Regions from separate parts of the Mus musculus genome. Here region 1 is linked to region 2. The links are chromatin loops, found by intact Hi-C in ENCODE. Cell type or tissue: left cerebral cortex. All regions are shown on one strand. Links, peaks and the distances in the headings refer to the core of each region. The heading gives the core; the rest is flanking DNA. Region 1 holds the start of Per3 (period circadian clock 3). Region 2 overlaps Camta1 (calmodulin binding transcription activator 1).

Region 1 (11,803 bases), core at 2,135-10,134, 98 kb before region 2:
GGAGGCAGAGGCAGAGGCAGAGGCAGGCGGATCTCTGTTTGAGGCCAGGCTGATCATCTACAGAGTGAGTCCCAGGACTACACAGAGAGAACGACTCTCAAAAACAAACAAACAAACAAACAAACAAAACAAACAAAGTTTTCCGTATGAAAACAACACCGCAGTAGAGAAGTGGGTGACAACTGCCTACAAGAAATCAATTCCTGTTAAAGTGTGGTCAGTTTTCTTCTAGATCACTTTTTTTTTAAGCCCTACTATTAAAAATTCTAAAAACTGAGAAGTAAGCATGAGGAAATCTTATAAATTAATTTAAATGTGACTGAACTGAAAAGCAAAAAGCAAGCAAACAAAACAGGGCCTGAAGTACGCTTGCTGTAGTTTACTTCAAACCATGGGCTCTGATGGCATAGGGCCGGCGATTATCTTTCAGTGTTTTTATTTTTTGTCTAAATTCACAAATTCACATAGCAACACTCAAGAGGTTTTGTTGTTGTATCTAAAACAGAATCTAGCTGAATACAAAGGAACCACCGTAAAGGTTGAATAGAAATTAGAGACTGAGCCACATTTTGAGCCTCTGTGGTTTACTTACCAGATTCTGCAGAAAAAGGGTTTCGCTGGTGCACATTCATACTGCGAGGCTAGAAAGAGAGAGAGGTGACGATCGCCCTGTCCCTCCTGGGGTGGCTCCCCAGTGACGCAGTCCTGACCCTCAAGTGCTCCCGGGAGAGTCCGACTGGACTTTCCTTCATGTGCCCACACCTGTCCCTCACAGCAAGCACATGTGCTATTTCTAACGTCACTGTGATGACCTGACGGCACTACTTTGGGGCCTGCAGTCTGGCCCACTGTAATAGCTGGGGAAATCTGGAGTATTTTCAGATCCCAGTTCTCTGACGTGTAAATGTGATTGTTTTCCTCCACTTTAGGTCTAACCTTGGGGAATTTTTCCTACAATTTTTTTTTTTACAATTTTTCCATGTATGATCCTCTATGACTCTCAGGTACTGCTGATGTCATCTCTAGAGGGCTAGGCCAATCCTCTGCGGCCTCATGTTTTCTCTCCCTCAGGCCACTCAGGCCAGCGGTTCTCACCGGCCTTTCTTAAATACATAGTGACAGCCCACCGGCCTTTCTTAAATACATAGTGACAGCCCAAAGGTAAACGTTGGTTTTTTTTTTTTTGTTTTTTTGTTTTTGTTTTGTTTTTGTTTTGTTTTTTGGAGACAAGGTTTCTGTGTTGCCCTGGCTGTCCTGGAACTCACTCTGTAGACCAGGCTGGCCTCGAACTCAAAAATCCACCTGCCTCTGCCTCCCAAGTGCTGGGATTAAAGGTGTCACCACTGCCCAGCAAGGTAAATGTATTTTAGAGTCAAATGAGGAACCTTTTGCCCAAACGTTTCAGTAAAAAGACCTAAGCTACTGAACTATGGGAAACTGTTAAAATACATACATCTTTATGAACATAACCAGTGAGAATCCCAGGATCCAAAATACTGCACAGGGCTATGTCCCTGCACTTCTAAGGGTCATCTGAAGAATCAGAAAACTGCCTCTTGCTCACACCACTTACACATTACATCAGGCTTCCATGTTCACCACAAGCCACTGCAGAACCATGAGCTGGACTCTGTGAGCTCAGGGGACACAAGCTCAGAAGGTGCTCAACAAGCTGAGAATGTGTGAGTTCTTGCTTGTGGAAATGAGTTCTTAAGAAGCATCAGGCCAGGCGTGGTGGCACACACCTTTAATCCCAGCACTCGGGAGGCAGAGGCAGGCGGATTTCTGAGTTCGAGGCCAGCCTGGTCTACAGAGTGAGTTCCAGGACAGCCAGGGCTACACAGAGAAGCCCTGTCTTGAAAAAAACAAAACAAAACAAAGAAGCCTCAGATCCTCCCGCGAGGTCTATATAACTGACACTGACGGAAGCGTGTTCTAAGACATGAGCAAACGGACTGCGGAGTAAATAGCACCCTGTGTCCCCTTCCTCACAGGGAGAGCCTGAGGCAGGTGAGTGCCGGTTACAGCTACAACGGGCCTGGAGCTTATTAACTGCTCTCGGTTGAAGCTTGAACCTGAGATGGACACAGCGGAAGCACAGTATCCGAGGTAAACTGATGTATACTGTGTCTGCATGGCAGGAGTGATCATTTCAGCGTATGTTAAAGTTTTAGATGGAATGAAGATATCATAGCAACGACTAACCAGCAGAGAGCAGAAAGGATGAAGGTGCAAGCACTGTTAAAGAAAAAACAAAACAAAACAAAACCCAAAAAGAGACGGCAAGCACATCTAGCATCCTAGCACCTAGAACAGTTCCTGGCCCCACGTTATCATGGAGTGTTTTTAGAATGGGTGATTAATGAAATGAGAAAGCCAAACACAGACAACTGAAGGTTGAGAATGGGCATTCAGGAAAGGAAGGTAAGCAATACTAGGATTTCTTAGGATGGGAAAGGAGAGAGAGAATACAGTTAGACAAAAGGAGACTGGGTTGAGTATTAAATTGTAAAAACCAGGAAAGTAGCGGCTGAGAGATGACAACGCAACGGTCTGTTTCTCATTCTCCCATTCCTCGAATCCCTGGACTTAAGCATGACAGGAGATGGTAAATCTTGTGCTACACTTTTTGGGGGGTTTTCACTATGTGGATGACAATGGCCTTCAGGTCCCATCCCGCCTCATCCTCCAGCGTGCGGGGATGAGCTGCTGTGCTCACCTCTCTCTAACAGAATAAACGGAATAGCTTTAAAAAAGTAAGTACAGGAGAGCTAGGGAGAAGCCGTAATGATAAAGACGCTGGTAAATGGTTCTTCTAAAGGGCCCAGATTCAATCCCCTGCACGTACATGTTAACAACCATCTATAACTCTAGTTCTAGGGGGAATCTAATCCCCTCTTATGGCTTCCATGGGCCCTGAAACCCATGTGGTGCACAGACATTTAAGCAGGCAAAACACCCATACATATATAAAAAAATCTTTTAAAGCAGATGAAGTGATGCTGGGGATATAGTTCAGTCCGCAGAATGCTTGCCTAGCCTCATGAAACCCTAGGCTCAATCTCCAGCACTGCTAACGATGGTTTGGTGGTATCTGCCTGTAATCTCATCACTCGGGGAGTAGAGGTAGGAAGATCAGAGTTTAAGGCATATTGGCTGTAAGGCAAGGTTGAGGATAGCCTGGGCTACAACAAACAGACAACAGAGAAAAGAGACTGAAATATAAGAAAAGGCCGATGCACGTGGTATATACTGAGCTCTTTAAGAGATGATTCACAAACAATGTAAGGAGCAACGAGCGACTTTAAAAAGAAAATCACACGGACAGAATGTCACAGAGAAAACTGTGGCCAGGCAGATCTGTTCAAGTAAACCAACAATTCTCAAGGCAACCAAGTTACTGGATCCATGAACTTTCAGGGGCCAGAAAAAGGGAATCCGAGCTCTCAGAATCTTACCTATAAAGTCACATCTATTAGACAAAGACATCATGGAGTCAACACAAGAAGAAAGTATGTCTTTCTAATTCAGAGGGAAGAGATCCTGTACCAACCAAAGCTATTTTTCATACAGAGTATGTGAAATCTCACTAAGTAAAAAGAAATGCATTGGTCTGTTAGTTATTAAATGATAAAAATACTATTTTGCTGTGCTTTTTTAAAAAAGAAGAAGAAAGCCTATAGCTGTGGTACGTGTCTTGAAATCCACACTCAGGCAGAGATGGGCACATCGCAGAGTTTGAGGCCAGCCTGGTCTACAATGCAAGTTCCAGGACAGCCTTGGCTACACAGAAAACCTTATCTCAAAAAACAAACCAACACCAAAGAAATAAAATAAATAACTACATAAACTAAATAAATAAATAAGGGAAATGACATGGATTATATGTTGAAAGTAACATGTTAACGTCTGTTCTATTTCCGAGAGAACAACCCGATCTTAGTGCAAGCCACTCAAGCAACATTGGTCTCATACCTCTTTGGGTCCAGTTGTTCCAGAAAGGAAGCTGAGTTGGAGCAGTGTGCGCGTAGAACGCCCTCACGTCTTGAGGGGCAAGCAGGTCGACAAAGTGCACGCTCTTGAGGAAACCCCTCTTAGAATTCAGGATCAAAGCAGCCTGCTCAGAAATGTGCACTAACCTTCCAGACAGAAACGAAAACACGGCCGCGAAGGTATCCTGCAGGAAATATTTAAAACAGACACGGAAGAACTCACAGACAACGCCTCTGCAAAGTCAGGTTCTTCAGGATTTCTATCACGACACATACACCCAACACGCACACACTTGTAAAGATAAAAAGCTTCCTAGTTTTCTCCAGCATGCTCCTTAACAACTACTATAAAAAGCCTACCATGCTTCCTAAAAGTCTAATCTCTATGCCAGAAAGCCCACACCAGCTTCCATGCAGACTAAATATATACAGAGTGCACACACTTTTCTGCAAACTGCGCTCCCCACCAGGAGGGACTGTCTTCTTGTCAGCAGACTCTGCGCTTAAAGCCCAAGCTCAAGCACTCCTCCTCCACAAAGCTGCCCCTGACAGACCCCATTACATAAGAATTGCATCTCAGACCTGTTTTATTAGCCACTAAGTTCATTTGTAACCAGCCATTGTGCTTCCTAGCACGGACTTGTTTCCCTGTCTAGACGGACTGCGAAGATTTTAGAGGGCGAATGTTTTCTTAAAACTTGCTCTTTAAACACCTACCACATCACTGTGCATGTTAGCAGAACAGGCTCTATTATGTAACACTACACAACTCCTGTTGTAGAACTATAAAAAATCATTAAGTTATGATGATGTTGGAGTCTAAATACCAAATGAAGGGAATCTCCACCATCAACACACTATGAGGCTTAATTACTCTGTCAACAAGAAGAGATTAAAAATATAAATATACCACTAAATTTCTCTTCTAAAATGTCACTACAGAAATGACATCTCAACTCACCTGTACTACAAAGTCCAGTGGTTACAACTTGAGGAAGTAGGTATTGGAACTAAGAATGATATAAATAGAAAGTAACAATTTGGAGATTAGAATACGATGCAGGAAATTACTCTGCCACGTTTTGCTTGTTGCTTTTTTTTTTTTTTTTTTTTTCTTTTTCTGTGAGAGAACAGGGGATGCTGAGGGGGAGGGCATTACCTGCTGGCTAAGCACAGGAAACTATGATACAGCACAAGGGGCCAGGGGTCGCGTCTACCTTCAGACAGGATCTCTGGTATGGGCAGGAGACCTCATAGTACCTTTTTAGAACTTTCACCCTTTTTTTTTTCCCTCAGCAAGTGAAACTTCCAGTGACTATTTTAACACCCAGAAAAGGTCCCTAGGAAGAGTCACCAGGTGGAGATGGCAAAACTCATTAAATCTTACTGTGTTCTTAGAAGTATGTTCAGAAGCCAGAGCGGTGAGGTCCTCAAGACTGTATACAGTCACATCTGCCTGGTGTGCTCCGCGTGGACCGAGACTCTGGAAAAAGTCACTGTTTGCTAAGAAAGACAGGGAGATAGACACACAGAGTGGTGACAAGCGTATCTTTAAGAAGTCATTTCTCAGCACGCTAAGGTTGGTGTATTTCCTTAGATGACGATCCCTTACGTGGGTTTCCCTCAAAACCAGGTGATTTTTTTGTTTGCATCAAGGATATGGTTAGGAATGCAAGGTTAGGTATGCAAACTCAAGACTATGAGTTTTATGAATCCTGCCTGCTCTGGGTTACAAGGAGCAAGATTCACTAGAAGTTCTAAAGCTAGTTAATAAAATCAAAGTCCAGATACACACATATATTTTTTTAATGGAGGAAACACTAGAATTCACAAACTATTGATCACAGACTGAGCAAAGCGGTTTCTGCTGGGGGAAGGAAAAACATTTGTTCTTTGATTTAGTCTATTTTGTATATACTACAACTGCATTTCCAAAGTGTGTGCATGACAGAAAAAAACAACCCAGACATGTATTTGCTCGTGTAATCTCCATGGAAGGCAATGCTCCTTGAAAAAGTCCTCTGAGTTTTACTTAAACTGCTCAACTCTTTACTCTTGCAACAGATAGGCACAATATTGCACAGTTACTAAACTGTCAGACAAATAACGTTCTGCTGGCTTTTCAAACTTGGAAAGCCTAAAGCACCACTTACATCAGCTTTAGACTTGCTTGTCTTGGCTACAAATAAAGCCCAAGCCTCTGGAGGCTGGAGTTCCACTGCACATGAGGACTGAGCCCAGCGCCACCCTATTCGCTGCAATGCATTTACCTTGCACACTGTGTACACAGCGCAGGGCATAGTTAAGAGCATCTAGGGTACTGGGCTTAGTGTGCCTCTCGGCTGGGAAATACTTTTTCATTTCTTGGACAACCATTATAAGCTCTTCAGACATTCTGTTTCGGTCTTCGTGTTCACTGAATAGGAAAAAAACAAACAAGAAACCGTAATGGTGGACACTCAAGGAATATCTGATTTTTAGGGATGTCTGGCCACCTCAACTAGCCCAGGTCACAGGTTTAATGCCCTTTCTCTTCCAGGTAGGGGACATTCTACACTTTCATTCTCCCTTCAGTCCCAACTCCGTCAAATTCTTTAACCACTTTCCTCTTTCTTTCCGTACTCTGGTAATTTAGTTTAGTAACATTCCCCCTCCCATCAATCCTCACCGAACTATTTGGAAGTTCCCTTTCAGGTCGCCTCCCCCCCCTACCGCGTCCCCGGGATCAAAAATACAATAAAAAGTTGTAAATCCTGCTTTCCCTGCTCCAGGGAAGGACAATAAACACAGAGGGTGGTGGGGAGACTTCCTAGCGTCACCTGTGGCTGCTGTCCACGCAAGTGCCCTGCAGAGGACCCTCCTGGCCAGACGCCCCCTGGAGCCCCGGTCCCCTAGTCTGGGGACAGTCGCCACCAGGTACTGCCGGGTCTCCACAGGGATCCATCCCGCCTGGCAGCCCTCAGCCTGCTTCTCTCAGTTTGCAGCTAGCAACCAAACCCGGCTTGTTTTGGTCCCTGCCATCGCCTTCGGGAAAGACTGGTCGCCGACCACGCTCATCTGAGGGGCACTTTTCTCCTCAGCATTTCCACAGACTCTGCTGGGGTGACGAGCTACAGCGACAGCTCGATGGCGGAAGCTGGCTGGACGGACCACCAGCGGGGCTCTCAGGGAGCGCGGTCAGCCTGCAACAACTTTTCCACCGTCCTTGCTGGGAAGCCGGCGAGCATCGAGAAACACCTCAGAGAGCAACGTCCGGCGTGACCGGGCAGAAGGCAGGGGCAGCAGCGCCCGGCCGTGCGGGCTCGCAGGCGTCCCGCCAGCCGAGCAACTCGCCGCCGCCCCGCAGAGCCTCGCCCACCCGCGGGCAGTCCAGTCTCGAGGCCGTCCGCGTGCCCAGTGGCCGCCGGCCCCGCCCCCTGCGCGCCAGGGATCCGGTCCCGCCCCTTCGCCGCGCGATTGGTCGCTGTTACCGGCAACACGAGCTCCCATTGGTCAGAGGGCGGGGTGCAGGTCGTGCACGGCGGGGGTTACATAACCGCGGGCGGGTGGGCGGGTGCAAAGGCCCCCGAGTACCTTACATAACGCGCGGGTCGGGCGAGGGCGGCTCTCGGCCAATCCTGGCCAAGTGGAGTGGCCTGGAAGACAACAGGGCCGGGCCGCGCAAGTCTACTGCCGGGCTTCCCGGAGGCGTGGCCTTGGGGCTGTCAGTCACGGGAGGGCGGGGTCCGCGCAGCCAACAGGTAAGTGGACCCGGTGGCGCTTGTGAGTCCGCAGGCCTCTGGGGCTCCCCGGTATCCCAGGAATGCAGTGCTTTGGGGTTCCCATTGTTTTCATCTTTCCAAAACTTGCTGCTTTCTCCCACCCGCCAATATAGGTGAGTGAACCCAGGTAGAATCCAACCGTATTTTCAGAAATACAAGTTTAATGGTACAAGGTAAGGTCCTTGGCTGCCCTCGAGTTACAGGTTCATTTGGCAACAGGAGTTAGATAGTATTGTAAGCGACGCTCTGTTTTCGAGGAAACAGCCAGGATGCTCCTTTTACATAACTGTCTCTACCCTTCAGAAACGAAAGGTACAGGGCAGAGCTCCAGCCTTCTGCTGCCTGGGTACATCAAGAACACACTCGGTAGTGGGTGGAGAGATGGCACAGCACTTGAGAGTTAAGCACCTACTGCTCTTCCTTTGGATGGTTCCCAGGCATCTTCTATCAGTGTCTCACAAAGTGCCTGTAATTCCAGTTATAGGAGATCCAATGCCCTCATCCATCAAGACACCTGCACAGTGAGCATACGCTATCCAGACATACACCACATAAATAATAAGATCTTTAAAAAAATACACTAAGTATTTGTTGGATGAATGAAAGTGTTCAGGCCAAAGGAGAAGGGGAAAATGCCAGAGAGCAAGTATCCACATTTCATATTGGGCAAATGACCGATTTTTAAAAAAAGTCTTTCTCCACACTGGATTACTCTACTCCTGAGTTCTTCAAGAAACATTCATTGTACGACCATTGGGTGCACATGTGGGCAGGGATTATTGTACTGAGGACAGAACCAAATTCTCTCATACTCAACATACAACACATGGATGATGCCTCAAAGTCAAGAAAGCCTAAGATGCTGGTAGGACATAAACTGGTAGGAATGGGAAGGACAGAGGAAGGAGGCAAGAGCCCCAGGGAACAGGCTGGAGGGTAAGGGAGGGCCGCTGAGAAGGGGAACTGAATCTGAGTGATCCTTTGGGGTGGGGGAAATGGGTGGGCTAACAGAACTGAAAAGCACTGTCCCTTTCAGGCCATCCTTGTGAAGTACAGGTTAGTCATTAAGAACCTGAAGCGAGGGCTAGAAAGACGGCTCAGTGCTTAAGAGCACTGACTGCTCTTCTGAAGGTCCCAAGTTCAAATCCCAGCAATCACATGGTGGCTCACAACAATCAATAATGAGATCTGATGCTCTTCTGGTGTGTCTGAAGACAGCTACAGTTACTTAGATATAATAATAATAAATAAATCTAAAAAAAAAAAAAGAACCTGAAGCAATGGGAGAAAGGAAGGGCCAGATTGTGATGGGGTTTGTGCTTAAGGAAAAGTATTTAGACTTTTATGTTGTAAACATAGACAAAATCCTACCCGGTCTATATTACATTGTTTGCAAGAGTGGGGGAATGAGGGGAAATATATTCAAAGGAAGGCAGATTAAAAAAAAAAAAAAGCCACACATTTGGGACATGCCTCCCCTAAGTTTACCTGTGTGGTTGGTAGCTGTGTGGTGTACCAGGGTCAACTCTACAAATCACTTCCAGAAGACACTATTTAAGAAACCCAATAGCCAAATCCTTACTGGTCTGGTAACTGCAAACCAGCTATGGACTCATCTCTGCTCTGAAAAGCACTTTTCATTAAGGTATATGATGGTTAATTCCAGTTGTCGACTCCATTGTATGTGGAATCAACTAAAAGGCAGCCTGCCAGGTATTCCTGATGGGTTTCCCTGCTCGGAGTATGTAAAGTGGGGAAGATAGGAGAAGGAAGCTCTGCTCTTTGCCTGCAAGCCTTCACTCACAGGCGAGTTAATCTACCCTGCTGTTGCTGCACTCTGATGTTATCAGAACTCAGTATGTTTTCATGGGCTTCCACATGGGCTTCCACATGGGCTTAACACCAGAGATTTTCCAGGAGTCCTCCAGGCCCACAGTACCAGATGGAAACTTCTGAGGAACTCAGCCTCATGGACTAAGCAGCTATCAGGTTCTCAGCATCTTCAGTGTGAGGTAGACCATACCACATAATAAAAATCTTTTAAAAATATATGTTCACCTTATTAGTTCTGTTGCTCTAGAGTCCCCTAACACAGGGTGAGATCTACATCTTCTCACAGGAATATGTGCTCCTAGGATAATGAATAAGAAAAAAACATAGTTTGTCAGGGAGGGAGGGGGAGCATCAAGGGTCAGAAGTTTAGGACATGCATCAGGTGTATTCCCAACTCCACTCCAAGAAACACGACACAGGATCATGTTAATAAACAACTTTATTCTGGTCACCATACCGGGAACATTCCCAGCTAAATGCACAGAGAAGCGAGGTATCACTGTGTTAATACAGGAGCCACTGAGTTACATGGGACAGAATATGAGGAGACAGCACCAAAGTTGTGAGGTCAGACCAGGACAGAAGCCCTAGGCTGATGCGGCAAGGCATATCTTCAACATCTGTATTGTTTCAGTAATGTTAGGGGAACAGATAAAAAACTAGAACCAGTTGGGCGTTGGTGGCACACGCCTTTAATCCCTGCACTTGGGAGGCAGAGGCAGGCGGATTTTTGAGTTCGAGCCAGCCTGGTCTACAAAGTGAGTTCCAGGACAGCAAGGGCTATACAGAGAAACCCTGTCTCAAAAAACAAAACAAAAACAAAAAACTAGAACCAGATTCTATGACATCTTGAGTAATGCTGCTTTACACACAAACACAGATTTCAGGACATTCTAGTGGCACTGCCATAGGCAAGCAGCTTTCCCTTCACCACTTCCTCAATTCCACCCATGCCTGAACTCCTGTCTTTGAACCAAGCCTTGATGAAAGTCTCATATAAACAATGAAACTGTCCCAGACAGCAATGGCTACATTCTAAGAGCACCAGGCATCTCTGGTTAGCTATCCTCTACGAGTGACCGGTGGCTTACCTCAAGCATAAGACAGAGATGAGTACAAGCAGTACACAGTCTTCTGGAACTCTGTGCAGACTGATGCCTTGGTGAGGCTGCACGGCTACTGCTCACATCGCACTAGAGACCACAGCCTAGCTCAGTCTACAAACTGCTGGCTAAGTATCTTGTCTACAGGTGTGATCTGAGCCCACCTCCATAGCTCTAAAGAAGAAACCAAATCAGAATGACTAGCCTTCTCTATAGCATTTCACAGGATGGACTGCCGACATGTTGAAGGCTCGCTCTCACAGTATTAACATTTTTCTTAAAGGACACCTTGAGTTACATTTGGCACTTATTTGAATGTATCTATTGGGGCAATTTATTTGTACTTAACTTTTGGCAAAATAGAAACTTTGGTCATAGTTCTATAAAAACTTCTTAAAGGGTTATTTCTGGTTAAAATACTATTTTAGGAGTGATATACAACAAGAACAAGAAAGTAAACATAGTCATATCTAACATAAGAGCATGAGCTCTTCACCAGCATCTTAAATACAGCGGGAGTCAGTAGTGCTTACAAACGGAGAATAATCTTAAAGAACAGTTTCCTAGCTATCAAAATAAGGCACACCCTGCTATTGTCACCCATTGCTGTTAGGCAGTAGTGTTCTTCTTGGAAGGTCCAAGTTAGGAATCTAATTACCCAAAAGTTTAAAATGTGGTTTTGAAGATGATGTCAGATGTGGGGACAGCTGCCTTGAACAAAACCCCCTTCCTGGAATCCACAACAAGTCATCTTGAGTGACAACATCCACCTCCATTCAGCACTCAGAACTACACAAGTCCTCTTTCCCAGTCCAGAAATCTGTAAAGGCACTGTGCAAAATGTGGGGAGGGTAGGTCACACCTCCAGTTTGGAGTGTATATGAAAAACAAAGGCACATTTTCTAGGCACTAAACTGTATGTAAACTAACAAAAATAATCATTTGGAAAAAAAACAATAGGTAAGCTCGATAACACGGCAGGTTCTAAGTAGAAAGTCTTGAAGAAGATCCTGAATATCGGGCTTCAGTTTCATCGGTTCTTCATTAAGAGACACACCACACTAAGAGGCAGGGAAGATTTAGAAACAATGAAAAGGGCATGTTAGTCTTTGTG
Region 2 (11,803 bases), core at 1,342-9,341:
CTGCTGTCCAATCTTAGCAGGGTTCTGGGAGGACCTGGGGCTGGGTACCTCTGGAGCTAGCCTTTGAGCTGGTGAGAGCTGGGTCAGCAGCAAAGTGTGTGTGTGTGTGTGTGTGCGTGTGTGTGCGCGCTATAGACACCAGGCATGACATCCTGGAGCATGCTAGACTGAGCTGAACAGTCGATGCCAACCCCACAGAGCAGAGCATTCTGATCTGGTGGACTGCAAAGGAAGGTGAAGAGAGAGGAGGGAGAGGGAAGGTGAGGAGGGGAGAGGAAGAAGTGGGAGGGAGATGAGAGAGAGGTCGGGGAAGAAGAATGGTTGGCTTGTAAACTCCAGACTTTTGCAATAGGGGGGACAGGGTCAGCGAGACAGGCAGGCACTGGGGAGAGACCACACTGTGTAGAGAGGAACCCTGTTGGCCCGCACAGTCCTGGTTAGCCTGCTTCTGTCTGGGAGTTCCTTCTTTCCTTCCCCATTCTGACTCTTCCAGAAGTGCCCTCCTTTCTGCCGGAAGTATCCTCCTTTCTGCCGGAAGTACCCTCTTTTCTGTCGGAAATACCTTCCTTTCTGTCGGAAGTATCCTCCTTTCTGCCGGAAGTACCCTCTTTTCTGCCGGAAGTATCCTCCTTTCTGCCGGAAGTACCCTCTTTTCTGCCGGAAGTGCCCTCCTTTCTGTCGGAAGTGCCCTTTTTCACCGTCTCTGGTTTCAGACAACATAGATATATCCCATCTTCCTTGTTTTGCCTCTCTGTCCCTTGCCCAGGCTAGGTGGACGAGCTGTCCATAGAGCCGATGATGTGGGAGGTTAATGAGATAAAGGTTTCCCAGTTCCAGCCAAGAGAACAGAAAGGTCATGTTTTCCAAACTGCTTTCAGACTCCAGGAGTCCAAGTCTCTTCTTTACAGATCTCCAGCACCCCAGGCACCTTGCTAGCCTTGGGGATACAACAGCCTCCAAGAAAGACACAGTCTCGTGCCTTCATGGGGTTTACAGGCTAACCGGGAAGTAGTCATAGTTAGAGGTCAAGGATTAGTTAGCCAGACCGAGATACCAATCTAAGGAGGTCAGAGCTCCCTAAACCGGGGGTCACATGATCCCATAAGACACTGCCAAATGGAACACCAGGGTTGACACCAAGTTTGGCAACAGTGAAAGGTTTCTAAATATTCAACAACCAAAACTTTGACATAAATGCGTAGTGACTCGGAGGCCATCCGGGCTGTGCTTGCCCATGTTGGCTTCTGAGACTACTGAACATGTAACGTGTGTGCTTTGCTCTGCGTGGCTGTCCTGGCACAAGCCTCCAGCAAACCCTGCCTGAAGTACCTCGTCTCTGATCTGGGACTTGTCTGTCATGAACTGCGGTGTTTTTGTAGCTCACACCAAGTTCTCTGCTCAATTCCTGAAAACAGAGACCAGATAGTTCTGTCCCCATCACTCCTCAGTGCATAGATATCATACGAGTCCATTTGGATTGTATTGTATTCGAATGTTTGCTTTTAAAGATTGATTTTTGAGTTGCAGATTTGAGTTTCATTTAAAAAAAAAAATCACGGCACGAATTTTGGCTTACAGTTAGGACAGAGCTTCCGACAATCTCTAAAGTGGCCCAAAGTCAAACTTTTACCACTTTATACTTCATATTTATGTAAACTGGCATATTCTCAGTATTATGATTATAAAATCCAGATATCAGTTAACCGAAAAATATTGAAGATGTTCTATGCCCTTTGGTATCAAATAGCCAAAATTTAATATTTGGTGGAAAGATAAACAAACTCTCCATTTTGTTAATATGCAAATTTGATCTTATCTTCGATAGACGATAAATTATATGAATACCAAATAAATGTCTTAAAATCAATTTTTATAATTGTCTTTAAATCAATTCCTCTGTGGTTTGTTACAAGTCAGTGTCTGACTTATCGGCCAGTTATACATGCCTGGACACTTGAAGAATCACAGGCTAAAAAGCCTAAGGCCGCATGAATTAGATGACAGATACTGAAGCCCAGGACGAGGGAGGGAGAAGACAGAGCCACAGGGCACAGAGCTTCTGGCTGGCTTCGATGGGTGTGTGCTTACCCCTCAAAGGAGCCTGTGCTCCTCATTCTAAGTTTGGCCCACACACCCCAGTTCCCCACAGTCCCTCCACATGGAAGGCTTCCCTGACTTCCTTTCACCTGCTCCGTGCCCCAATGAGCCAATATTGTGAGCACAGGGCCCTGAGTTTTCTGAGCCTCAGGGTGGCCTGGGCCAGGGCAGGAGTGAGGTCAGCTCTGCTGTAGGAGAGTATTTCACTTTGGCCGGGCCCCATCCGGACCCCACCTGGGATATGCCACTTGACTAATTGGCTCTTTAAATAGTCCTTTTGCTTTGTTTTCTTCACAACCCCCCCCCCCCCCCCCATCGTGCACGCCTACCATTCCCGGCTGATCCAGGATCCATGAGCCCCAACTGAAGATGTTATATTAGACTGTGTGAGTGAGCACACATCTTCACGGCTGAGGAAGGCGGAGTAAAGGCGTGACTTCCTCAAGGTCACCCCAAGGCTGACTCAGAGTCTGTTCTCCTTCCTCCCCAACCCCCGCTGGCACAGCCTCCTCACCTGGGCAGTAGCAACGCAACACCCCAGGCTGAATCAGGGATGCAGGCACGGAGATCTGGTCAAACAGGCAACTGTAATTATTGCTGGCTTCTTGCCATGGGCCTGTGATGAGAACCTTCACTCCTCCCTGCAGAGGAGAGAGATGAGATAGAACAGTTCCCCCGGGGAATGCAGCACACAGGACGCCCCTGCAGCTGCAGGCTTAGACGGGAAGGGCTGAGGGCTGCTGGCTACACATGCAGATTCCCAGGCCCTATGACACCATTCCAAAAAGCCCTGACTTCTGAGATGCCCCTCTAGAAGACAGGTCTGCAGCTGCTCTGACCCCCCCCCCCCGCCAGAGGCCATCCTTTTTTGACCCTCCCCTAGGCATCTTGACCCTGAAAGTTCAGGGTGATACTAGAGGGAGGCAGGACTTCCCATGCCACATAGCCCATGGTGCACCTGAGAACCAGCCAGCAGGGTCCCTAGGAAGGAAGCAGAGGGGACAAGGGGGACTCTGAGTCATGCATTTGGGAAGAGGTGGAGGGAACTCAGATTTGGAAACTGTCACCCCAAGGGACAGATGTTCTTGTAGGAAACTGAAGGGAAATGGAGGGCCCCCAGGGTGTGGCAGGAGGTGGTAAGGGGGGGAGGCCCAGGTAGTGGATGGGGAGAGAGAAAATCGAAGTGAAGCATTCAGAATTGGAGGGGCTCAGGTAGAGCTCTTGGAACTGAGCTGGGGCTTGGGATGGACTGACCCTCCAGTTCTCTACCTGCCTGCTGTGTCATTCAGGGTATCTCGAGCTAAGCAGACACAAGAGTGGCCCCTCATTGGCACTTCTGCACCACACATGCAGGCACCAGCCTGGCAGCCTGGCCTACAGAGTCTAAGCAGACCTTTCTCTGCTCCAGTGGAGGGAAAACTGTCTTCACAGACCCAAGGGGACAAGCGCCAGAAAGCATTAGAAACGCTGGGCTCTCTCTAACCTACTCTGGCCAGCAGGAATACCCCAGAACAAAGAGCCCCATGTGGCTGCTCCCAGGAAATCCCTTTCAGGGACTTTGTTCCCGTTAGTGATTAATGTCTCTCTCTGTCTCTCTGTGTCTCTGTCTCTCTCCTGATCCCCAGGTGGAGAAGTCCCCTACTTACGGCTTAGCCAAGAAGAGAGGCTGGTCACTCGGGGTGGAGGGAGGCTCTGCCCCGGGATGTAGAGGCAGGGGCGCTGGCCTCTGGCTCTCCTGGCTAACCTTGGATAGACCCACCCCAGAGGCTCATCCACCCCACCCCCAAACAAGTAAACACCTTTCCCTGCAGGGGGGCGGAGAGCTGTGCTCGATAGGGAGGAGAGCGCCACCTGGCGCCCTGGCTAGAGAAGGCCGAGAGGCGCTCCAGGAGCTGAACCGAGGCCGGGTTAGGAGCTGCGGCAATGAGTCCTGACTTCCCCCACTGCTTCAGGCCAGGGCCACAGCTCTCCGCTGCTGCCCCAGGCAAGCCTGCCAGACTCTGTCGCCTATTCAGTCCCAGATTCTTGATTCTCGTTTGCTATTCTTAACCCTTGCTTGTTCCTGCCCTAGAGGAAGCTCCAACTTCATACCCATTCTTTGCTCTCAAGATTCCCACTCCCCTACAATGTTGCCTGGAACCCAGACTTAGCCTGGGGCTAACCTTGGCCATAAGAGGTAGCAGTTTGTTTACTGTGATGATGTCCTGAGACTATCTGTGACCCACAGCCGTAGACTGGCCCTTGAAGGGAAGGTACCCCCCTGTGCTGGCAAGTACATTTTCCTCTGGGTGTGACGTTTAGCTTAGGTCATGGTTTTGTGGTGCCACCGAGGTTTGCCGAGAGTGGAGAGAGCTCAAGACAGAGTTCCAAAATCATAGCGTGCCCCACCCCTGTTCCGTTTATTTATTGTGTATATTTTTGCCTGCATGTATGTGTGTGTGTGTCTGGTGCTCTCAGAGGTCAGGAGGTGGCACTGGATCCCCTGGAACTGGAGTTACAGATGGCCTTGAGCCACCATGTGGGTGCTGAGAAGCAAGCCCAGCCCCTGCAAGAGGAGCAGGTACTCTTAACTGCAAGAGCTGCTGAGCCTTGCCCCCAGCCCCCAGCATCTGCTCTTGTCCTTGGTATCTGTGTGACTTCAGGAAGTAGCCCAGTCCCACTGGTAGCTGTGATTTCAGAAGCCTTTCCGCCGCCAGCGGTTCCATAAAGTAGATTCAGGGCTCTGACAAAGTGATGGTGTAGGGGGTTGGAAGTGATTGCCTGAGTGAGGCGTCCTGCTCTGAGCAAGGTCCTCCCATGGAGGATGTGGAAGAACACTGGCTTCAAAAGGCCACGGACAGTTACCATGTGAGAAGAGGGGACATGAAAACTGCAACCCACAGCTGTTAGTTCAACGATGGGTTGCTGCGCGGGGTGGTGGTGGGGACAAATTGCTGCGGAGACCGGGAACATCAAGACCTTCTCCATGGCAACTGCCGCAGGACGCCTCAGAATCCATCATTTCCACGGACGGTTCCCATGGCAACCACTCCGCCCCGGCTGTCCTGAATTGTTTGTGATGTGTGCATGCCCGACAGTTCTAATTGCCGCTTCTTCTGCCTGGTGCAGCCAGAGCCAATGGGGAGGGGCGGGAGCGGGGGGTGGGTGGGTGGGGGTGGGGGAGATGATGCAGGGGAGAGGTGGGGAGAGGCAGGGGTGCCATCTGAGGTCTATGTCCTGTAAGTCCTGAGATGAAGGGTCTTGAATTCATGCACCTTGGGCAAATGCTGAGGCACAGAGAGCGTTGCTCTCTCTCTCTCTCTCTCTCTCTCTCTCTCTCTCTCTCTCTCTCTCTCTGTGTGTGTGTGTGTGTTGGGGACCAGCTGAGAGATCACCAAGTGGGTAGGTGTGGAGGAGACATGGGAGCAAAGGAAGAAGGGAAGCATACTCAGAGAGGAGCCAGCAGGCCAAACCGGGCACAGCATGCCTGGGAACCATTGCAGTTTAAAGCTGGTGGGAGTGGTGTACCCGTGTCCACACAGCCTGACTCAGAGCAAGATCCCAGCTGCACAGCTCCCTCCTAAGCTTGCCAGAGCCCACTTCAAACCAGACTCCTGGTGACGTCAGCTCACACATGCACCCTTATCAGCTGGCAGGGACAGAAGGCAAGATACCCGGCAATCATGCCAGCAAGGGGTTTGTGAGGGGACACAAGTGCCAGCTTGGTGACCGACCCTATTGTCCTGGGTAGGAGAGCCTGGCAAGGAGGAACGCCACCTTGGAGGCTTTACCACGAGGTCCCGCTGGACACCAAAATGGCTTTTCCCCTCTAAACATATTGACTATGCTTTGCTTCCATGTCAGGGTGCCGGGAACTATCAGGGTTTCTGGAAAACCTGGGTTGGACAAGCCTGATTGCTATTGCATATGTCATCCTGGGCTGCCCTCTGGTGGACAGATGCTGAACTGCCGGTCTCCGGGATCTAGTCGAAGGCTGCATAGGCTGGTGAAGAACAGAGGAAGTCAGGCTTGCTGAAGACTTCCTTTCAGCAGGGTCTAGAGAGCTGGCCTGGGCACATGCTCGCAGGCCAGGAAACAAGCCGATCCCACCTCTTAGGTGTTCTAAAACATGACTGCAGCCGGCCTGTAGGCAGCTTTTGTGAGGGGGGCAACCCCAAAGTTCTAAGGCACAGAGGTCTTAAATCCACCCCTCTCTTGTGTGTCTTGATAAGGGAATGGAGGCCCAGAGTCTCAGATCTGAGTTAGGTCACAAGGCTGATATGACCTTCCCAGAATGCATGGTGGTCTCATCTTCCTTCTTTCCTGCTCTATCGGGTTTTCTAAGCCTCCTGGGAAGGCTACCCAGTGGGTCTCTGGTGAGCAGAGACAATGATGTTTGCTTGGGAGAGCTGGGCGACAGCTGAGCCATACCAAGAGAAAGCCCACTGGGTTCCTTCTGGGTTCCTACCAAGGAGTTGGAGTGTGCCGGAGTTGAGGCAGACAGGGCTGGCTCTGCCTGGGTACTTAACGCAGAGACTCCAGGATCCCCTTGCTGCTTTCACTTTTAAAAGTTAATTTAACATTGTGTGTGTGTGTGTGGGTGGGTGGGTGTTTAGCTTGCATGGTGTTTGTGTGTGCCTGGTGCTGAAAGGGGCCAGAGGAGGGTGTTCAGATCTCCTGGGACTAGAGTTACAGTCGTCAGCTTTCGTGTGGGTGCTGGGAATTGAACCCGGGCCCTCTGGAAGAGCAGCTAGTGCTCTTAATTGCTGAGCCATTTCTCAGGTAACTCCACGGGTGCTATTTTAGAGACAGGGAAGATGGCAATGTGTCCAAGGTCACTGGCGTCTAAGGGTAGAGCCAGGATGCATACCAGCCCATCCAGTTCCGGTTCCAGCGCCACGCTCCTGGCCGTTCACCTACCGCAATGGTCTCACGGCTTCCATCAGTGTCCCGTGGACACTCACAAGACCACACGGACAACAGCCGCTCTGCCTATACAGTTGCCAGGCTGCTGGTGCAGGGCTACTGGGCTGCGGCCTGTGCTACTCTGATTCTTTTCTGACCTGTGCCATTTGTGGACAGATCGTCTCAGGTTGGCTTTCCCAGAGGGCGGAAGTAGTATGAGCCTATTCCCTGCCTGGTGCCTAGATGACATGGCCAGGGGACCAAGAGTTATGGGCAAGCCACCTCCCAGGGGAGAGTGTCTGATTTGGGACCAAGAGGATGCACTGGTGAAGCCGGGGAGAGTTCAAGCTCGGCCACATGCAAGCAAGGCACTCAGGGGATCTGCAACTGCACTGTCCCCTTCCCAGGACGTTCTATTTTATTGCACACACACACCCCCACCCCACCAGGCAAGACCTGGGTCGTCCTATGATCCCGTTGGAGCGGTAGTCTTTAAGGTGACAGCCCATGGTGACAGGAGCACAGGCTAGATCCTGGGTCACATGCCATGCTTCTGTTTCTGTAGATGGCTGAGTGTTCCAAAGTTGCACCCTCCCTTTCACTGTGGATGGGAGCGCTGCCCGGCTGCCCGTTAGCGTAAGTGAGGCCAAGCTTGAGCTACGGGGGACCCAATGACCCCGTGTGACTCTGGTGTTGATTTCTGGGTGCTTTAAAAGCAGCACCAAGACACCCCTCCATCCCCAAAAGAAGGGAGGTGAGAGGAGCAGGGGAAAGGAAGAGAGAAAGAAAAGGAAGAATGCACACTGTTCTGATGGGTGCCGGGAAGGGCAGCTTGCCTCCAGGGATAGCCCTGACTGCACAGCTCCCTGCTAGAGTGAAGTCTGAGAGCCACCACGGGAGGGGACAGCTTTGTGTTTCCGGTCAGAGCTCCATCCAAAGAATGGCCACATGCAAACAAGCTTTCCAGGTTGCATAATGGCCCAGGTGAGGGGGGTGGTGGGGCGGTGGCATGTGGTGGCATCTGCAGCTTACCTCTGGGTAAGACCACTCTGGGGAATAGTCAGTCACCATGAACACCCGTCCGCTCTGCTGCAGCATGCCCAGGGCGCCCTGGGCCGAGGCGGCCGAGACCACCTCTGCAACATGCATGTAGGCCATGGTGCTGGGCCCGCCCTCAGCGCTGCTCAGCTGCAGGCTGCCCTGTTGGGGGCTGCAGCAGGGAATACACATCTCCGCCTGGGTGAAGGGTGCCCGCGCCCCATCTTCCGACTGTGAGAGTGCAGCGCTGTCCCCCGACACCAGCTGGTGCCCGTAGATCGTACCACTGCCCCCCTCCACAGAGATGAAGTCATTGATCAGGTCTGAGAACTGATTGCTGAAGGAAATGTCAAAGTGGTCCAGGCTGAGCTCCATGTTAGAGCTGTTGCCCAGGCTGGGCTGGGCCACCGGGTAGAGTCCCTGCACCACATTGCTCGGGAGAAGGGGGACGCCACCTGCGCTGCGGATCACCCCATTGGTCTCTGGCTGCAGGTAGTGCTCAGAGCCACAGGCCTGCAGCTCCCCAGACTTGAGGAGGACCTCATTCCCTTCAGCTGCCTGTGAGGTCTCCATGGTAACCTCCCCTTCTGCCGCCATGGCTTGGAAGTTGGCCTGGAACTGCATGAGGTGCAAGGAGGAAGTAGACTCTATCCGGGTTTCCACGTGGCCGCTGCAAGAGCTGGTTTGGGACGAGGCCTCCGTTTTCACCGTGGGCATCACAAAGGCGGCCCCTGACTCGCTTAGGCTGCTGTGGGTATTCTGCTCAAGGGGGAGGGGCTTGCTGGCATCCTGCAGGAAGAAGCTGGGGGAGGGGGTTTGGTGGATATGGGGGCTGTGGCCCGTCTGGCTGAAGCTGGACGCGTAGTCCTTGTTAGAGTCTATGGCACTGAAGTCCATCTGCTCGAGGGTGGTGCTGGGACTCAGGCCACCGCCCGACGGCAGGAGGCTAGATCCCGCCGCGGTCAGTGTGAGGGAGCTGGACGCGGCAGCTGCCGCCGAGGAGGAGTAGGCCGCCTCTTTGGCCATCTGCTGCTCAAAGGAGGTGTCTTCGGTCTTGATCTCCTTGGTGAGGACGCTGGTGAAGCCAAAGCTCCTCTCTGCAGGCGGCGAGTGCCGGATATTGGTGCTAACCATCTCAGCTTTCAGGCCCCCACCCCCGTATGTCTGGCCCTGCTTTGGATTATTGAGGAAACAGTCGGGGTCGAAGTTCATGGCGGTCTCTGGAATCTTCCGGCCACCGTCGAGGGTGGTGGAGAGGACCAGCTCTTCGGACACATTGGCGGGCAGCATGGACAGGCTGTCTGAGCTGCCCGTGGTGGGGAAGGCAAACTTGTGGCCGTCAGAACTTACAGCCAGTACAAGGCCCTGAGAGGCATCGGGCGAGAGGAGGTGGTGGTTGGGACCAGCGGTGGGGGACATGGTGTACACGGCCTCGTTAGTGACCTCGGACATAAACACTGTGGCACTTTGGGACAGTCCCCCCATCACAGAGGCCACTGCCATGCTGGACACACCTGTGACAACCGGGCTGTCTACCATGTCTGGGTCACTGTTGAGCCCGCTGCTGATGGACACGGGGGAGCTCTGGGTAGTGTCGGGGACCTCCACCTGGTTGGTGGAGGAAACCTCCGTGCTGTTCTGGTGCAGCAGTGCCGGCTTGGCCACCTTGCCATTCCTCTTCTCCCGGCTCGTGCTCCTGCCGTGGCTGGGTTCATGCTTGCCCTCTGACACGTCGTTGTGTTGTACTTCCGAGTGGCCCCCATAGCCCCCGGCCCGCGGCTCCACCTTTGGTGAGATGATGCGGTGTTTGGCACTATTACACTTATGATGCACGCTGCTGCCCGCTCCTGTGGAGATGGGAACACAGCACACACATGCGCGCACACACACACACACACACACACACACACACACACGCAAGGTCAGAGCTGGGACTTTGGCTAATTCTTCTCGCAAGCAGTTAGAACGCATCCAGTTACAAAGCCCCCATCCAGGCTAGGCAGGACAAAGAGCGAAGTCCCTGTACTGCTGTGATCTGCTCCCAGGCCCGAGGCTCTGCCATGCCCTATGTGACCATCTTAAAATGTTTTAATCTTGCTGTTGTTGTGTTGTTTTTTTCAAAATCAGCAAGATGTGGCATGTGGGAAACCCTAGCACATGTGTGTTGTGTGTTGTGTGTGTGTGGTGTGAGTGTATATGTGTGTGATGTGTGTACATGTGTGTAGTGTAAGTATGTCTGTGTTGTGTGTATGTGTGTGATGTGTGTATATGTGTATTCATGTGTATAGTGTGTGTATTTGTGTATAAGTGTATGTTGTGTGTATGTGTATGTATATGTGTATGCATGTGTATATTGTGTGTGTTGTGTGTGTGTATGTGTATGCATTGTATAGTATATGTGTGTGTGTGTGGTGTGAATATATTGTGTCTGTGGTGTAAGTGTGTGTATATGTGTAAGGTATGTGTATGTGTGTGTGTTTGTGGTGTGGTATGTGTGTGGTATATATGTGTGTGGTGTGTATGTGGTGTGTAATTGCATGCGTGTACGTGTGGTGTGTGTGTATGATGTGTATGAGTGTGGTGTGTATGTGTTTGTGTGTGGTGTGTATGTGTGGTGTAAGTGTGTATGTGTGTGGTATGTAATCATGTGTGTGTATGTGTGTGTGTGTGTGTGGTATGTGTGTGGAATGTAATCATGTGAGTGTGTGTGTGAGTGCGTGTGGCTTTTCAAGAAAGTTCTCTTCACCATCAAAAGCAGACTGTGCTCATCTGGAAGGACTCTTTTGGACCCAGAACAGTCATCCCCGCCATTGCAGCTGTGACTCCATCCCTAACCCAGCTTCTCACACCTGATTCTGGCTGTGTAATGCCTCAAGAAACCTATGACCTCCAGGAGCCTTGTGCTGGGGACAAGAAGGCAGAGGCTGGCCCAGGGAGGTGGAGAGTGAACCCTCTCCAGGTCAGCTCTCAGACCCTAGGGTCAAAGAGCATTCTAGACTCTGCCCTAGGGGTGTGGAAGTATTTATTTCTATTCCACTATTTGTGTGTGTGTGTGAGGAGAGGGACGTGTGTGCCATGGTACTGGAAGTCAGAGGACAAGATACAGGAGTTGGGTCCTTTCATGTAAATTACAAACTCGGCTTATCTGGCTTGATTGCAAGCTCTTTCACCTACTGAGCCATCTTGCTGTCCCAATAAGGAGATTTCTGAGATGACCCTCTCCACCATTCAGTTAGGCCAGGGTCTGTCCGTAACTCTTTGGCCCTTCATGTCTTTGAGGATCCATTCCATTCCATCAGATCAGGGTCATCCTGTTCTTGATAACTAGTTATGAAGGAAGGGGGAGGGGACCCGATTCCCGCCGAATAATCTCTGGTCCAGTAGAAAGGTGCACGGGTGTGGCTCCGCAGGTTCCAGCAGTGGGCATGGCAGAACGAATGAGCAGGAAGCTCCACCCCGAGCAAGCAGGTTTCAGGCTGGGGGAGGGGAGACTACATCTCCTCCCTTTTATTAACAAAATTTAAAAAAAGAAAAAGCTGGCCTGAGGGGGGAAAAATTATCTACGCTCAATAGTTCTGCCTGGAATCTAGGGCTAAAGAAAAAACTTGCTTCACTGGGATTCTTTAACTTTTCTTATGGTAAACTGTATCTGGCTTAAGACTGTCCTTTCTTATCTTAGTGAACAACTAACTGAAAAGCCTGGAGCTGTAGGCTCTGACTTTATAATGCTAATTAGTACTTGGTAGGTAACTTTCTAGTTGAATTTTAAGTAGGGCGTTGGAAC

Evidence for each region. Peaks named below come from ENCODE experiments on the same cell type or tissue, not always from the same donor. Only the 100,000 strongest peaks of a DNase experiment are listed, where the experiment ranks them.
Region 1: it touches region 2 in a loop (10-fold over the local background); 2 of 42 quality-filtered maps call a loop at or near these places.

Annotation. Positions count from the first base shown.
Region 1 is chr4:151,037,297-151,049,099 of GRCm38, forward strand. It overlaps Per3 (period circadian clock 3), which reads right to left and starts at 7,369. Exons shown (of 21, transcript NM_011067.3): 1 at 6,812-7,369; 2 at 6,263-6,408; 3 at 5,380-5,495; 4 at 3,976-4,177; 5 at 593-641. The coding sequence starts at 6,936. Gm38529 reads left to right here and starts at 7,557. Exons shown (of 2, transcript XM_017320565.2): 1 at 7,557-7,732. Vamp3 (vesicle-associated membrane protein 3) reads right to left here. Exons shown (of 5, transcript NM_009498.4): 5 at 10,009-11,750. The coding sequence ends at 11,734. In left cerebral cortex, for the core only: CTCF peaks have their summits at 4,455 and 6,301; DNase peaks (open chromatin) are centred at 4,364, 5,430, 6,215, 7,524 and 1 more place; H3K4me3 peaks cover 3,966 bases; H3K27ac peaks cover 2,630 bases.
Region 2 is chr4:151,135,703-151,147,505 of GRCm38, forward strand. Camta1 (calmodulin binding transcription activator 1) reads right to left here. Exons shown (of 24, transcript NM_001081557.3): 9 at 8,014-9,866; 10 at 2,612-2,738. Among named protein-coding and RNA genes, the nearest start is that of Gm52711, 17 kb to the right of the region's middle. In left cerebral cortex, for the core only: CTCF peaks have their summits at 3,958 (motif pointing left) and 6,034 (motif pointing left); DNase peaks (open chromatin) are centred at 2,626, 3,962, 5,102, 5,688 and 1 more place; H3K4me3 peaks cover 2,538 bases; H3K27ac peaks cover 3,608 bases.